2 separate regions of the Homo sapiens genome follow, and region 2 is linked to region 1. Evidence: chromatin loops called from intact Hi-C (ENCODE). Cell type or tissue: heart right ventricle. All regions are shown on one strand. Links, peaks and the distances in the headings refer to the core of each region. The heading gives the core; the rest is flanking DNA. Region 1 overlaps ITGAD (integrin subunit alpha D). Region 2 has its middle 5.2 kb from the start of ITGAM.

Region 1 (8,331 bases), core at 120-8,119:
GGCTAATTTTTTTTTATTTTTTGTAGAGACAGGGTCTCACTATGTTGCCCAGGCTGATCTCAAACTCCTGGCCTCAAGTGACCCTCCCACGTCAGCCTCTTAAAATGTTGGGATTACAGGTGTGAGTCACTATGCCCAGCTGGAAAAGTCAACGTCAATGTCGCCTCCTCTGTGAGGTCTTCCTCAGCTCCTTCAGGGAGCCACAGGCATTTCCTCCTGGGTGTACTTTGTTTATTGCTTTCTTGAACTTTTGATATGGATAATTTAGAACACATACAGAAGTAGAAATAAATGTATAATGAACCCCCAAGTATGTGTGACCTACCTTGAGTGATCAATTCTTGACCAATCTTATTTCATTTCACCACCCCCTAGACACCCCCAAATTACTCTGAAGTAAACCCATCTGGGTTTGTTTTTGTTTTTTTTTGCTTTGTTTTGTTTTGTTTTTGTTTTTGTTGTTGTTGTTGTTTTGAGACAGAGACTCGTTCTGTCACCTAGGCTGAAGTGCAGTGGCACAATCTCGGCTCAGTGCAACCTCTGCCTCCTGGGTTCAAGCAATTCTCCTGCCTTGGCCTCCCAAGTAGCTAGGATTACAGGCATGAGCCACCACACCTGGCTAATTTTTTTGTATTTTTAGTAGAGGTGGGGTTTCGCCATGTTGGCCAGTTGGTCTCAAACTCCTGACCTCAAGTGATCCGCCCGTCTCAGCCTCCCAAAGTGCTGGGATTACAGGCATGAGCCACAGTGACCGGCCCCATCTGGATCCTTTGAACACACACGCACTTCCAAACCACATCTTTGATCCCACCTGGTCCTTCTCAGCCTCCAGCCCTCTCCTTCCAGGCTGCCTGGGCTCCCTGGGCTCTGGCAAGCCCGGATCTCTCCCGCCGAGGACCTGGGTCCTGCCTCAGGACCTTGGCACTTGCTTTGTCCTGTGCCCAGAACAGTCTCCCCTGATTTGTCCAGGGCTGGCCTTTTCCATTACTGAGGCTCCTCTGGCTATCTCTCTCTCTACCCTGATGCTTAGTGCTATCTGAGAGGCTCTTGCTTACTGTCTCCTCCACTAGAATACATGATCCTTGAGAGCAGGAACCCAGGCTACCCTCCTCCCTGCTGTGCTCCTGGCCCCTAACACACGCGTGGGGGCCTCTCCCTGGCGATTGAGGATGGGGTCTGCTCTTGTTTATGTCTGGCTCCCAGCCCCCAGCCCAGGGTGGGTGCAGAGTTGGTATCCAAGAGCTATGGATTGAGGGCAGGCTCTACCCACCATTGTGAGGGCTGTGCTGAAGCCTTCTTGGGACATCTCGTGCTGGAAGGAGCTGCTTGCCCTGGACTGGGTTCCTGTGGGGAAACAGGTCAGTGAAGTTCCTAGAAGCCATGAGACCCATGAGGACTCAGAACACAGGGAGGAGAACATGATCTGAGGCTTGGGTTCCAGACAGCAATTTTGAGTGAGTTGTGAACAGGAATGGCCCATCAAGACTGTGCGGGACAGGCTGGGCGCAGTGGCTCACGCCTGTAATCCCAGCACTTTGAGAAGCTAAGGTTGGCGGATCACCTGAGGTCAGGAGTTCGAGATCAGCCTGGCCAACATGACAAAACCCCGCCTCTACTAAAAATACAAAAATTAGCTGGGCATGGTGGTGCGTGTCTGTAATCCCAGGTACTCAGGAGGCTGAGGCGAGAGAATCACTTGAACCCAGGAGGCAGAGGTTGCAGTGAGCCGAGATCGTGCCACTACACTCCAGCCTGGGGACAAAGTGAGACTCCATCTCAAAAAAAAAAAGCCTGCACGGGACAATTGGGTGGGGACCCCTTGGCTCCCAGGCGCACCCTTGCTTCCATTTACCCTCAACTGCATAGATCTTCTCCTGCAGCTGCTTCTGGATGCTGCCAAGGGCTGCAAAGTTGTCCACCTTGAACACGTGGTCCTGCGGAGGCGCTGAGCTGATGGTATTCAGCTCCTGCCTGGCAGTGGGTCCCTGGAAAGCGTGTCCCACCTGCAGCAGAGAGACAGCCGAGGAGGATGAGCCCAGCAGCACTGCACCTGAAGGAGATGCAGGCTGAGCCTGGGGCAGGGGTGAAGAAGAGGCGCACCCCGATAGCGTAGCGGATGATGCCAGCCTTCTCTGCCTGGGGGATGACATCACTGTATTCCAGGGGGTCTTTGTACTTCTGCCCATCTGTGATGACAATGAGGATCTTCTTGGCACTTTTTCGGGCCCCATTCTTATGATGAAATAGCTGTGTCCTGTCGGGGAGGAAAGGAAGATGACTCTACTGAGATGTGATTGATTCTGGAAAGACATCATTTGCAGTCCTCTCATCTGGAGAGGCTGGGGAGTCCTGGCACCCTCACATTCTATCAGGCATGTTAAGGAATTGATTTTGCCGTTTTGGGTTTTCTTTTGAGACAGAGTCTCGCTCTGATGCCCAGGCTCTGGAGTGCAGTGGCGTGATCTCCACTCACTGCAACCTCCGTCTCCCGGGTTCAAGTGATTCTCCTGCCTCAGCCTCCTGAGTAGTTGGGATTATGGGTGCCCACCACCATGACTGGCTAATTTTTGTATTTTTAGTAGAGAGGAGGTTTTACCATGTTGGCCAGGCTGATCTCAAACTCCTGACATCAAGTGATCCACCAGCCTCAGCCTCCCAAAGTGCTGGGATTGCAGGCGTGAGCCACCATGCCCAGCTAATTTGGCCATTTTTGAAAGCCACACAAACCATAATTAGATCAATAATAAAAAAAGTCACATTCTTTGTTTCTAAATTCTATCCATGGCTGAACTCTCTTCCCCAGAGGCAGTGTGGTTCAAAGCAGGGGCTTTGGAGTCAGACACACTTTGGGCATGGGACTTAACCTCTCCGGGCCTCTGCCTTTCTCCATGCATGATGAGGATAACTGTGCTGTAGCTGTCTCAAAAGATGGCCCCCAGTGAACCACACCTGGTTCCCTCCCACACTGGACCTGGCCTGGCTGAGTCCCACTCTCATCAGTAACGTGCGGTGGAAGTGACACCATGCCAGTTATAGGTCTCAGAAGCCTTGGTTTCTTCGGCTTTTGCACTTTTGGAAGCCCTGAGCCACGATGAGAGAAGTCCAGCTGCCTTATTGGAGGCACCCATGGAGGAAGGCCACCTGAAATAAGAGGCTCAGCCGTCCCCACCAAGCCTGCCTTCCAGCATATCCCCCACAGGCACCAGACACCAGCTTAGTGCTGGATTGTTTAACCCACTTAATTTGGGGATGGTTTGTTAGGCAACAGTAGATAACTGAAACAATTAGTGTCAGATTATCCTGAAGATTAAACAAGGTCAAGCTTTTACAGTGAATGGCCTACGGTGACTACTAATTAGATAACAGCTGTAACAAACAATTAAAAATGTAACTATCGGCCGGGCACAGTGGCCCACACCTGTAATCCCAGCACTTTGGGAAGCCAAAGTGGGAGGATCACGAGGTCAGGAGTTTGCGACCAGCCTGACCAACATGGTGAAACCCCATCTCTACTAAAAATACAAAAATTAGCCAGGTATGGTGGCGCGTGCCTGTAATCCCAGCTACTCAGGAGGCTGAGGCAGGAGAATTGTTTGAACCTGGGAGATGGAGGTTGCAGTGAGCCGAGATCATGCCGTTGCACTCCAGCCTGGGCGACAGAGCAAGACTCCGTCTCAAAAAAAAAGAAAAAAAAAAGTAACTACCTGCTCATGTAACTCTATAAACTCAGATAAACTCAGAGCAAATACACACAGGTGTCAAATACAATATTGGAAATAACCCAAATATCCAACACTGGGGAAAGGGTTTAGCCAGTCATGACCTAGCCTGTTAGTAGACACAGCCATTTCAAAGGAAAGCAGTATGGGAGGCCGAGGCAGGAGGCTCTCTCGAGGCCCGGAGTTCAAGACCAGCCTGGGCAATAAAGCAAGACCCCATATCTACAAAAAATGTTTTTTAAAATTAGCCAGATGTGGTGGCATGCACCTGTGATCCCAACTCGGGAGGCTGAGTCAGGAGGATTGTTGAGCCCAGGAGCTGGAGGCTGCAGTGAGCCGTGATCGTGCCACCGCACCCCAGCCTGGGAGACAGAGTGAGACCTGTCTCAAAAAAAAAAAAAAAAAAAAAGGAAAACAAAAAATTGTGGACCTAGATGAGGGGGAAAAAAACCCAGACAGGATGAAAATAGCTTCTGCCCTGAATGTGACCATACAAAATAAGCCTGAATAAAGATGAGTATGGAAGTGGCATTGTGCTATGCAGCTGAGATTTATTGATTCACTTGTAAGTATCCCTTGATGTTACTAAAATACTGTAGGGCGGTTGACTAGAGGGACTGTGGGTAATATAATACTTCTTTTAAAAAAAGTTTCCTTACCATTATTGCCGTTTGGGTTTTGCTTTGTTTTTGTTTTTTTGTAATAAAACTTCTTTTTAAAAAAAGAAGACAAGAAAGAAAGGGAAGAAAAGAAAGAGAAGGAAGAGGCTGGGCATGGTGGCTCACGCCTGTAATCCCAGCATTTGGGAGGCTGAGGCAGGCAGATCACTTGAGGTCAGGAGTTCGAGACCAGCCTGGCCAACATGGTGAAACCCCATCTCTACTAAAAATACAAACATTAGCCAGGTGTGGTGGTGCGGGCCTGTAGTCCCAGCTACTCAGAGGTTGAGGCAGGAGAATTGCTTGAACTTGGAATACAAAAATCAGCCGGGCATGGTGGTGTGCACTTGTAATCCCAGCTACTTGGGAAACTGAGGCAGGAGAATCCAGGAACCCAGAAGATGGAGGTGGCAGTAAGCCAAGATTGTGCCATTGCACTCCAGCCTGAGCAACAGAGCAAGACTCTGTCTAAAATACAAAACAGAGTGAGAGAAGAAATGAAGTGAGGGAGGGAAGGGAGGGAAGGGAGAAAGGGAGGAAGAGAGGAAGGGAAGAAAGGAAGGAGGGAAAGAGGGAGGGAGGGAGAAAGGAAGGGAGGGAGGGAAGGGAAGGACCGGCAGCAGGGAGGTCCAATCCTTGGCTGAGTCCAGCCCTGAGATGGGCTTGGCTCTGGGGAGCAAAGGCTGCTGGGAAATTTCCTGCAGTCTGGGCATGAGAGCAGGACTGGAGTTGGTGAGAACCACTCGGTCACCCCTGCCTCATTCATTTTTTTCCCCAGGCCCCACCACTGGAAGAACTTTGAGGGGTGAGGTGGAGACTCCAGAATGGGACACTCCCGTGTGACTTTAAACTTACAGGACAGACGGAGGCCTTCCTCTGGGTTGCTGAGTCACAAGGGGCCACCGTTCAAGGCAGAAGAGCCTCCCAGAAGTAAAGAGGGTGCGTTTGGTGGGAGCATCTCTTGTTTAAGCCAAATTCTAGCACCACCCCAGGGCTGCTCCCAGGGGTGTGTGCAGGAAGCCAAGGATCCCCGACCGTCAGCCCAGCTCCTTCCTACAAGAACCACATGCCTTTCTCGGGGGTCCCACCTCCTACATCGTTTTAGGAATAGACTGCATGTGCACGGGGCAGGCCCACGGTGAGTGCCTGGGTAGCACAGGGGGTGCGCAGGGGTGAGGGATGCGGGAGAGGAGGTGAGTGGGGAGAAAGGCACCAGGACGACCTTGGGTGACAATTCCTGAGTCCCTGACTACTCCATTCTCTGATAAAACCTCAGGCATTTATCCGACACCTCCTACGTGCCCCGGGCTGAGCACCCCACACACATGATCTCAATCCTAAGCTGTGAGCTTATCTTCATCTGAGAGTTACTGAGACTTAGAGCCCATCACCCCAGGGTTACACCCAGAGTAGCTCACGGGGAGCCAGGATGGGAGCCTGATGTGTCTGAGCCAAAGCCCGGGCCTCTGGCTGCTGTGGGGTGGGGAGGGGTCCTGGGGTCCAGGCTCTGCAGAACCAGGCAAAGGGGAGGCATAGCTGCAGAGGAGCCTAGTCCTATATCAGGGAGACTGGCAGCGAGGCAACCAGGAGCACCCCGGGGGGAGGTTCTCCCTGCAGCCCCGACATGCCCCTTGGTAGCCCCTTTCCCTGGAGCCTCCCTCAGCCTCTGAGAAGAGCTGTGCTGACCCAGGGTTAGGAAGTGGGGGTGGCAGTCACATCGCCAGGCTGGGGTCGGGGTTGCTTACACCACTGTCAGGATGCCCGTGGCCGTGAACGTCAGGCCTTTCAGTTGGACGATGGGATCCACCAGGCTCTGCTGGCTCGGGCTGGTCCGGAATTGGGTGAAGGTGAAGTGGATCTTCAGGAGGTTTGAGTACTGCATCAGTGCAAACTGCAAAGGCCAGTGGGGAGGGCCCAGGGCTCAGTGCCTGTTACTATTGTTTTTATTTTAATTTTTTGTAGAGACAGGGTCTCTCAAACTCCTGGCCTCAAGTGATCCTCCTGCCTCAGCCTCCAAGTAGCTGGAACTACAGGCACACGTCACATGCCTGGCTTTGTTTTTTGTTTTGTTTTGTTTTTGGTAGAGACAAGGTCTCACTATGTTGCCCAGGCTGGTCTCGAACTCTTGGCCTCAAGCAATACTCCCACCTCAGCCTCCCAAAGTGCTGGGATTACAGGTGTGAGCCACCACACCAAGCCATATTGTTTTCAGTTTTAATAAACTTTATTTTGGAATTATTTTGGATTTACAAACCATTTCCCATGTGTTTTGAAGCCCTACAAATAATATACTGAAACCCAGAGAAGAAAATTCATTGGCCCAAAAATACAAAATATAAACTGGAAAATCTAAACCAAATGATATTTCCTTCACAGTTTATTAAAAATAACTTTGCCAACCACAATATTTGCTACCCTTAGCTTTTTAAAAATTTTATCACACATTAAATCAATTTGTGTATTTCCTCCCTTCTCAAGAATTTGTGGCTGGGCGTAGTGACTCATGCCTGTAATCCCAGCACTTTGAGAGGCCAAGGTGGGAGGGTTGTTTGAGCCAGGAGTTGGAGACCAGGTTGGGCAATATAACAAGACCCCATCTCTACAATAAAAATTTTTAAAAATTAGCCAGGCATGGTGGCATGCACCTGTAGTCCCATCTACTCAGGAGGCTGAGGAAAGAGGATCACTTGAGCCTGGGAGATCAAGTCTGCAGTGAGCTATGATTGCACCCCCACACTGCAGCCTGGATGACAGAACAAGACCCTGTTTAAAAAACAAAACAGTGGGGTTTTTTTGCACATACATAGGCACTAGTTATGGGAAAATAAAATAATAAAAAGAAATCATTAGTTACATAGAAAATATGTCAGTCAAATTCCATAGCAAAATTATTTTTTAAACACTTTCAATGTTTTTAAACAGCAGAAACATTGTATTTCCTGTAGCTTTTGGATACATTATTAAATGCCAAGAGGGCCTCCTAGGTCAGGGCTCAAGTTGGGCCTGTGCTGGGACCATAGCTTCATTCTCCACCCCAGCCCCATCACACACGGCTCACTGGCCTGCCCCCACCCCTCCCGGGATGCCTCCCCGAGGCCAGCCTCCCCCGTCCCCCAAACCCCAGCCCCAGGTGCCCAGTCTTCACCAGGGTGTCAGTGCCCTCAAACTGGCCCATGACAGCTTGGACAAAGCCCTTCATCTGGTTAAAGTCATTTTGGTCAATGCTTCCAGAGCCGTCAATCAGGAAGACGATGTCCATCTCTTGATGTGGACACTCTGTGGGGGAATGGGGAGGAATCGGAGATGCACTGCGGGGGCCCAACCCCCTCCTGCAGCTCCTGCTCAACAGAGCCCGGGGGCTGTTCTTGGCATCCCCACCTAGTTTCCGACCCCTCCTTGGAGGAGGCCCCAGTCTGCCACCCCAGCCCCCTGCTCCCTTCCTCCCACATGGCCTGGAAAGAGAGGGATGACAACACAGGACCCAGGTGGGCTCCTCATCCATTTAATCAACAAATATTCATTAAACACAGATGCTAGGGGTGCCACAAGCATCAAGGGCGAATGTTTAGCAAAGTGGTTCAGGGCGCGTGTTCTGGAGCCAGTGTGCCTGGGCTAAACCCCAGCTCAGCCACGTGCTAATTGGTGAATTCAGGCACATTACTTAACTTCTCTGGACTTCAGTGTCCCTATCTGTAAAATGAAGGTAATATCAGTGGCTACCACGTGGGATCACTGCAAGGATAAAGCAACACGCACATGGGTGCTGGAGACAAGTCCTGGCCCTCTGCCAGGGTCAGCCGCTGGCACCATTCTCACCACGTGCCAGGCACCTTCGAGGCCTGTAGGATATGCCTGTAGGGATGCTGTGGGGGTGGGGCAGGGATCCACCCCAGACCCCACCCTACCCCCAGTCGGTCAGAGGTCCTTATTTCCAGCTACGTGGAGTTGGCTCT
Region 2 (8,331 bases), core at 189-8,188, 150 kb after region 1:
GCTCACTGCAGCTTCAATCAACCTCCTGGGCTCAAGCGATCCTCCTACCTCAGCCTTCCGAGTAGCTGGTACTACAGGCACATGCTGCCATGGCCAGCTAATTTTTTTTAAATTTTTTGTAGAGACAAGATCTTGCTATGTTGTTCAGGCTATTCTCAACCTCCTGGACTCAAGTGATCCTCCTTCCTCAGCCTCCCAAACTGCTGAGATTACAGGTGTGAGCCACTGCATCCAGCCTATTTTTGTGTGTGTGTGTGTGTGTGTGTGTAAAGGCCTCAAGCTCTTCACCCAAGAATTTTCACTTCTAGTAATTTATCCTAAGAATAGTTAAGAAGTGTAGTCAAAAATATATGTACAAACTTGGCTGGGTGCGGTGGCTCATGCCTGTAATCCTAGCATTTTGGGAGGCTGAGGCGGGGTGGCTCACTTGAGGTCAGCAATTGAAACCAGCCTGCCCAACATGGTGAAACCTCATCTTTACTAAAAAGACAAAAAAATTAGCCAGGCGTGGTGGCAGGCACCTGTAATCCCACCTGGGAGGCTGAGGCAGCAGAATCACTTGAACCCTGGAGGCGGAGGTTGCAGTGAGCAGAGATTGTGCCACTGCACTCCAGCCTAGGCGACAGAGCAAGACTCTTATCTCTAAAAAAAAAAAAATATATATATATATATATATTTGCAAGCTTGTTCATTGCAGCATTATTGTTAATATGAAAAGCTAAAAAAACCTGAATATTCAACAGAGGAATGGTTCAATGATACTTCACTCTGTGATATATCCTTACCCTCCCCTGTGTCTGTCACTTTTAATTCTGTTTTCAAAGGCACAGGAAAATAGGTATCCTTCCACACATACATGGAACACAAACCTCACCTTTATGTGACCGCCAATGTGATTCTCAAGCCAATGATTTTTTTCACTCTTTCTCAACACATTTTCTTTTTTTTTTTTTTTTTTTTTTTGTGAAACGGAGTCTCCCTCTGTCGCCCAGGCTGGAGTGCAGTGGCGTGATCTCAGCTCACTGCAACCTCTGCCTCCCGAGTTCAAGTGATTCTCCTGCCTCAGCCTCCCGAGTAGCTGAGAATACAGGTGCTTGCCACCACGCCTGGCTAATTTTTTGTATTTTCAGTAGAGACAGGGTTTCACCATTCAACACATTTTCTTTTGCCTCTAGTTCTACTTTCCCGATAACTAGATGGAAAAAAATGCTTGCTGGCTGAAAAAAAAAAAAGCAATTAAAATTATGTACATTTGGTTAAAAATTATCTGTTTATAATTTTTATATATAGCCAGGTGTGGTGACTCCTGCTTGTAATCTCAGCACATTGGGAGGCCAAGGCAGAGGGATCATTTGAGCTCAGGAACTCAAGACCAGCCTGGGCAACACAGCAAGACCCTGACTCTACAAAAAAATGTTTAAAAATTAGCTGGGCATAGTGATGCACACCTGTGGTCCCAGCTACTCAACAGGCTGAGGTGGGAGGATCGCTTGAGCCAAGGAGGTTGAGGCTGCAGTGAGATATGATTGCACCACTGCACTCCAGCCTGGAAAACAGAGCCAGACCCTGTCTCTAAAATATATATAGGCAGGGCATGTAATATATACAGGCACGCCTGTAATCCCAGCACTTCGGGAGGCTGAGGTGGGAGGATCACCTGAGATTAGGAGTTCAAGACCAGCCTGGCCAACATGGTGAAACCCCATCTCTACTAAAAATACAACAATTAGCCAGGCGTGGTGGCAGGCACCTGTAATCCTAGTTACTTGGGAGGCTGAGGCAGGAGAATCACTTGAACCTGGGAGGTGGAGGTTGCAGTGAGCTGAGATTGCACCATTGCACTCCAGCCTGGGCAATAGAGCTTGACTCAGTTTCAAAAAATAAAAAATTAAAATTAAATAAATAAGTACATACATACAAAAATAAATCATATATATATATATATATATATATATATATATATATATATATATATGCAGGAAAACCAAATGTTAATAGTCGTTATCTCCAAGATAGGAGGATTACAGGTATGTTCCAGTATCTATTGCTGCAGAGCGAGCTACTCCAAAACTTCATAGTTAAAAACAGCAGCATATTATAATCTCTCGCGTATCTGTGAATCTCCTGGCCTCAGCAGTTCTCAGCGGGGTCTCTCACATGATTGCAGTCGGATCACAACCAGGGCTAGAGTAATCCAAAGCTCAGTTGGGCTGGGCTCCCAAAATGGGTCACTCCCACAGCTGGCAGTTGGCCGTGGGCTAGGAGCTCAGTTGGGGCTGTCACCTGGGCACCCCCACGTGCCCTCTCCATGTGGCTTGGGCTTCTCGCAGCATGGTGGCTGGACTTCAAGAGCAAGTGTTCCAACAGACAGGAAGCAGAAATTTCCAGGCTACTAAGGTCTTGATCTGGAAACTGGCGCCAAGTCATCTGCACCACATTCCATTGATCAGGCAGTCACAGAGCTCATCCACATTCAAGCAAAGGGGACACAGATCCCACCTCCCAATGGGAGGAATTTGTGGTTGTATTCAATCTGCTACAAGATGACTTTAATATTCTTTTCTATATCATTTGTACTTAAAATATTTATATAGGCTGGGTGCAGTGGCTCATGCCTGTGATCCCAATGCTGTGGGAGGCCAAGGCAAGAGGATCACTTGAGCCCAGGAGTTTGAGGCTACAGTGAGCTATGACCTCAACACTGCACTCCAGCCTGGGCAACAGAGCAAGACCATGTCTCAAAGAGAAAAAAAAAAAAGACCTTTATACAAAAAAAAGACTCATAATCATAAAAAATACCAATAGATAATTTAAAACAACAGGTTACCTGTATTTGTTAGCAGGTAAAGAAGCTGAGGAAAGGACGAACGAAGTCATGAGCCCAAGATGAGAAGATACCAACCAGGGTGCCCGGGGAGGAGTTTAGTAGATCAGCTGGGTTTGCTTTGGGAAAAGTTTTCACACTCTGGCCACTATGGGGGCTGCTCGAACTCAGACGTGGAGGCCCCTCCTTGCCCTGAACAGTGGCCAAGGGTCCACTCTCTGTAAAAACATAGGCAAGATCTCAGACTGGCTGTCCAACCTGCAGAGGCTTTCTCAATGAGCCACCACCAAGTGTGCACCTGACCTGGTGACCGTGGGTGGGGACATATCTATAAGCTGTTGGCTGTTCCCTCCTACCTGTCCCCCATCCCCACTCTTGATAAAATCTTAGCTTGATTTCCCCTATAAGTGGACTCTGAGACAAGGCTTCAAGTGTAAGTAATTTATCTGGAAGGTGATTCCGGAAACACTGGTGGGAAAGTGAGGAAAAGAAGGAGCTAATGCCAGGCACAATGGCTCACTGCCTGTAATACCAGCACTTTGGGAGTCCAGAGTGGGAGGATCGCTTGAGCCCAGGAGTTCAAGACCAACCTGGGCAACATAGGAAGATTCTGTCTCTTAAAAAAAATTTTTTTTTAATTATCTAGTGTGGTGGTATGCACATGTAGTCCCAGCTACTCAGGAAGCTGAGGCAGGAGGATCACTTGCACCCAAGGGGTCGAGGTTGCAGTGAGCTATGATCATGCCACCATACACTGTACTCTAGCCTGGGCAACATAATAAGACCCCGTCTCTTAAATTTTTTTAATTAAATAAATAATTAATTAATTAAACATTAATATGTATCAAACAGGTGTGGGAAATCAAACTATCTCCCTGAAAACGCACTTCGCAAAATGTCCCTTGGACATTTTGAGCCCAAGTGTTGGAGGCTGCAGTGAGCCATGATCACACTACTGCACTCCAGCCTGGGCAACAGAGTGAGACCTTGTCTCAAAAAAAAAAAGAAGGAAGAAAGAAAGAGCTTATAAAAGATATGTAATTAAACAAATTACTGGCCGGGCATGATGGCTCACGTTTGTAATCCCAGCACTTTGGGAGGCTGATGTGGGTGGATCACCTGAGATCAGGAGTTCGAGACCAGCCTGGCCAACATGGCAAAACCCGTCTCTGCTAAAAATACAAAAATTAGCCAGACATGGTGGCATGCGCCTGTAGTCCCAGCTACTCGGGTGGCTGAGACAGGAGAATGCTAGGAACCCGGGAGGTGGAGGTTGCAGTGAGCCGAGATCATGCCACTGCACTCCAGCCTGGGCAACAGAGCAAGACTTCATCCTCAAAAAAAAAAAAAAAAAAAAAAAAAAAAAAGATTATTGACCTGGTGCAGTGGCTCACGCCTGTAATCCTAGCACTTTGGGAGGCTGAAGTGGGTGGATCACTTGAGGCCAGGAGTTTGAGACCAGCCTGGCCAACATGGTGAAATCCCATCTCTACAAAAAATACAAAAATTAGCTGGGCATCATGGTGCATGCCTGTAATCCCAGCTGCTCGGGAGGCTGAGGCATGAGAATTGCTTGTACCCGGGAGGCAGAGGTTTCAGTGAACTGAGATTGTGCCACCACACTCCAGCCTGGGCAACAGAGCAACACTCCATCTCAAAAAAAAAAAAAAAAAAAAAAAAAAAAAGAATAGAGAGATATGTCATCTTCATGGATGACAAGACTACAAGACTACAGATGTCAGTACAGATGTCGGTTCTCCATTTAATTACTCAAATTCATTATAATCTCACCCAGCAGAATTTTTCTAGAATTTGACGTGCTGATTCAAAAATTGACTGGACTAGAAAACACACAGCAATAGCCTATAAAGCAATGGGACATACCTTACAATGTCATGTTATTCCATAACAAGTACCCTATCAAAGCAATATTCTAAAGCCACAGTAGGTAAAAGTACAGTGTTGGCTCTGGAATAAGTATATAAGACCCTCGGAAAGAATACAAAATACGTATGTAGAAATCTGGTGTTCCCATCAGAAACAATACATTTCTCCTACTGAAAAAGCAAACAAGACTTTCTTTGATTCCACTCCCCTCATCAACCACTGCCCATTTTTTACTTCCCTTTTGCAAAACTTCTCCAAAGTAGTTGTCTGTGTTGGCTGCACCCTGTTCTACTGCTCACATCCTCCCTTAACCCCATTCCAACCAAGCCTGTGCTCCAACCCGGCACCTACTCCACCTAAACTATTTTTATCAAGGTCACCAAGGCTGCCTGAGTGACTCCAGTGATGAGTTCTGTCTTCATCTTGAGTGACTCAGCAGCAGCTTCTGACACTCGGCCCTCGCTTCCTGGAACTGATTTCTACATCTGTCCTCTGACCCCACACTCTCCTGCTTCCCGCCTACCGCCCATGACCCTCCTTCTCAGTTTCTCTTGCTGATTCTCCTCTTCTCCCAACCTCTTCAGAAGGATCTCAGAGCTCAGTCCTTTGACTGCCTTTTTTCTTTTTTCCAACTCCTGGGTTCAAATGATCCTCCCACCTCAGCCTCCTAAATAGCTGGTACTACAGGCATGCGCCCCCATGTCCAGGTAATTTTTCAATCTTTTTGTAGAGACGGGGTCTCACTAAGTTGCCTAGGCTGGTCTCAAACTCCTAGCCTCAAGCCATCCTCCCACCTCAGCCTCCCAAAGTGCTGGCATTACATGCGTGAGCCACCGTGCCCAGCCGAAGTCAATTTTCAGTACAGCAGTCAGAGGGATTGTTTCAAAACACAAGACATATCATGCCACTCCTCTGCTCAAAACCTTGCAAAGGCTCCCACGTTACTGATAGTAAAAGCCAGTCCTTTCTACAACCTACAAGGACCTGCATGACCTGTCATCCCAACCCCAGCCCTTACCTCTCTGAGCTTACCTCATTTTCTGGGACAGCAGCCACCCTGGCCTCCTTGCCATTCCTCAAACCTGCCAGGCACACCACCACCTGAAGGCCATGGCACTGGCTGTTCCCTCTGATGGAACCAATCTTCCCCCAGGGATCGGCAGGCTCACTGGCCCACCTCCTTCAAACAAGTGGGTTTTGCATCACATGACTCTCTATACTCAACTTCGCAAACCTTCTTTGCCACATTCCTCAACATTTTCCAGTTTTGCTCTCAGGGGAATGAAGGTATCAGGTCTTCATCGTCCCTTTTCCTGCACAGCACCCAGGGTCACGGCTTCTCTCTTCCCAACAAAATCTCCCAGTCCCACCTCTCCAAATTTCCTTCCTTGTCTACACAGACAAATTATCTCCGTCTGAGCTCCTCCAATTTGCTTCGCTCACCACACTCGAAGAAACTTGCTACAGGATCCGCCCTCCTGAGAAAGTTGTGGGAAGAACAAGAATAAAATACTGTTTTTCCATTGCACTGGATTGTCAAGAAAAGTTCCTGTGATCCTGTCAGGCCTCTGAGCCCAAGCTAAGCCATCATATCCCCTGTGACCTGCATGTATACATCCAGATGGCTTGAAGCAACTGAAGATCCACAAAAGAAGTGAAAATAGCCTTAACTGATGACATTCCACCATTGTGATTTGTTTCTGTCCCACCCTAACTGATCAATGTACTTTGTAATCTCCCCCACCCTTAAGAAGGTACTTTGTAATCTCCCCGACCCTTAAGAAGGTTCTTTGTAATTCTCCCCACCCTTGAGAATGTACTTTGTGAGATCCACCCCTGCCCGCAAAACATGGCTTTTCACCCCCTATCCCAAAACCTGTAGGAACTAATGATAATCCACCACCCTTTGCTGACTCTCTTTTCGGACTCAGCCCGCCTGCACCCAGGTGAAATAAACAGCCTTGTTGCTCACACGAAGCCCGTTTGGTGGTCTCTTCACATGGACACGTGAGACAACCCCAGCTACCCAGGAGGCTGAGGTGGGAGAATCACTTGAGCCCAGGAGATTGAGGCTGCAGTGAGCTGATTGCACCACCGCACTCCAGCTTGGGCAACACAGCGAGACCCTGTCTTAAAAAAAAAAAAAAGTAAGAAAAAAAAGTTCCACCTGAGTGTCATCCTCAGCCATCTGGTTAAGCCTTTGGGTCTGGAATCAGACTAAGGGCACTAAAATCCTAGGTCTACGCCGGGTGTGGTGGCTCACACCTGTAATCCCAGCACTTTGGGAGGCTGAGGCAGGTGGATCACCTGAAGTCAGAAGTTTGAAACCAGCCTGGACAATATAGCGAAACCCTGTCTCTACCAAAAATACAAAAATTAGCCGGGAATGGTGGCACATGCCTGTAATCCCAGCTACTCAGGAGGCTGAGGCAAGAAAATCACTTGAACCCAGGAGGCGGAGATTGCAATGAGCCAAGATCACACCACTGCCCTCCAGCCTGGGCAACAGAGCAAGATCTCATCTCAGAAAAAAAAAAAAAAAGAATAAAAATATCCTAGGTCTATAAGTATGCCCTTGAACAACTTACTCTCTGGACCTCACTGTCCTCATCTGGAAAATGGGGGCAATAATTGTACTAACATCTTGGGGTGATTGTGATAGTTAAATGAGATAATAATAGATGTCAAAGTGCATGTAGTCAACATTCGCTGTAATCATTCTACCAACTGTGTTGGGTTGATGGATGACCTGGCCAGCGCACCCTCGATGACACACAGAGGTAGGTGGCTGAAAGCTGCCTGTCGCTCAGTGGGAAGCATTCTGGATGCTTCCCTTGCCACCTCAGTTGTCCATGCAGCAGGCCAAATGTCTGGCAGGCCAAGGAAATTGTTCTACCACAGGCTTTGTGAGTCCCAGGTGTTTCGACCAAGGTCACACAAAGAGCATGGTTGGCCACAGGTGACTTGCAGGGCAGCGACAGCCATTTCACCATCTCTAAGTTCTTGCCTCCCAACCTTGAAAGGAGGAGTTGCTCAGGGCCTAACCTGAGCAGGGCAGGAAACAAAACTACTAATTCCTGGAATAGGCTACTTGGTACTCAGTAAATCTCATGTTCTACTTGTTCTGTTGTTTTTCCCCAAAAGGCCCTAACTGATGTGTGACTTAACAGAGTTTTTGTAAGGGTTAAATTAAATAATGCATGTGAAAAGCTTAGCACAGTGCCTGGCATGTAAGATGCGCCCCCACCGGCAAAGATGATTATTTGTATTGGTGGAGACTAAGGTTCAACTGTTGTAATAAGACCCAAAATCACAGAGGCTTAGCCCAGACAGTCCTGTGATGGCCCCAGCATCAGCATTTGGGGGTTACGGAGGCTCCATGGTGTTGGAGATCCAGGCTCCCTCCAGCAGGTTGCTCTGCCATCCTGAGGGTTTTGTCTTCATCCGCCTGGTCAAAGACGGCCCAGCGCCAAGTCCACCCTCGGGCTGACAGGAAGGATAAAAAGAAGTGGTGCCTGGCAGGGAGTGGTGGCTCACGCCTGTAATCCCAGCACTTTGGGAGGCCGAGGCAGGCGGATCACCTGAGGTCAGGAGTTCAAGACCAGCCTAACCAACATGGT

The links. A loop is a pair of places that touch in the nucleus more often than their neighbours do. Peaks named below come from ENCODE experiments on the same cell type or tissue, not always from the same donor. Only the 100,000 strongest peaks of a DNase experiment are listed, where the experiment ranks them.
Region 2: a loop joins it to region 1, with 2.6 times the contacts of the local background. A loop is called at or near these places in 3 of 110 quality-filtered maps.

The regions. Positions count from the first base shown.
Region 1 is chr16:31,401,438-31,409,768 of GRCh38, reverse strand. It overlaps ITGAD (integrin subunit alpha D), which reads right to left. Exons shown (of 30, transcript NM_005353.3): 6 at 7,524-7,654; 7 at 6,124-6,269; 8 at 2,101-2,254; 9 at 1,853-2,003; 10 at 1,271-1,344. Among named protein-coding and RNA genes, the nearest start is that of ITGAD, 12 kb to the right of the region's middle. In heart right ventricle, for the core only: no CTCF peak of the experiment used is centred there; no DNase peak of the experiment used is centred there; H3K27me3 peaks cover 767 bases.
Region 2 is chr16:31,250,630-31,258,960 of GRCh38, reverse strand. No RefSeq gene overlaps it. Among named protein-coding and RNA genes, the nearest start is that of ITGAM, 5.2 kb to the left of the region's middle. In heart right ventricle, for the core only: no CTCF peak of the experiment used is centred there; a DNase peak (open chromatin) is centred at 5,140; H3K27ac peaks cover 585 bases; H3K27me3 peaks cover 1,591 bases.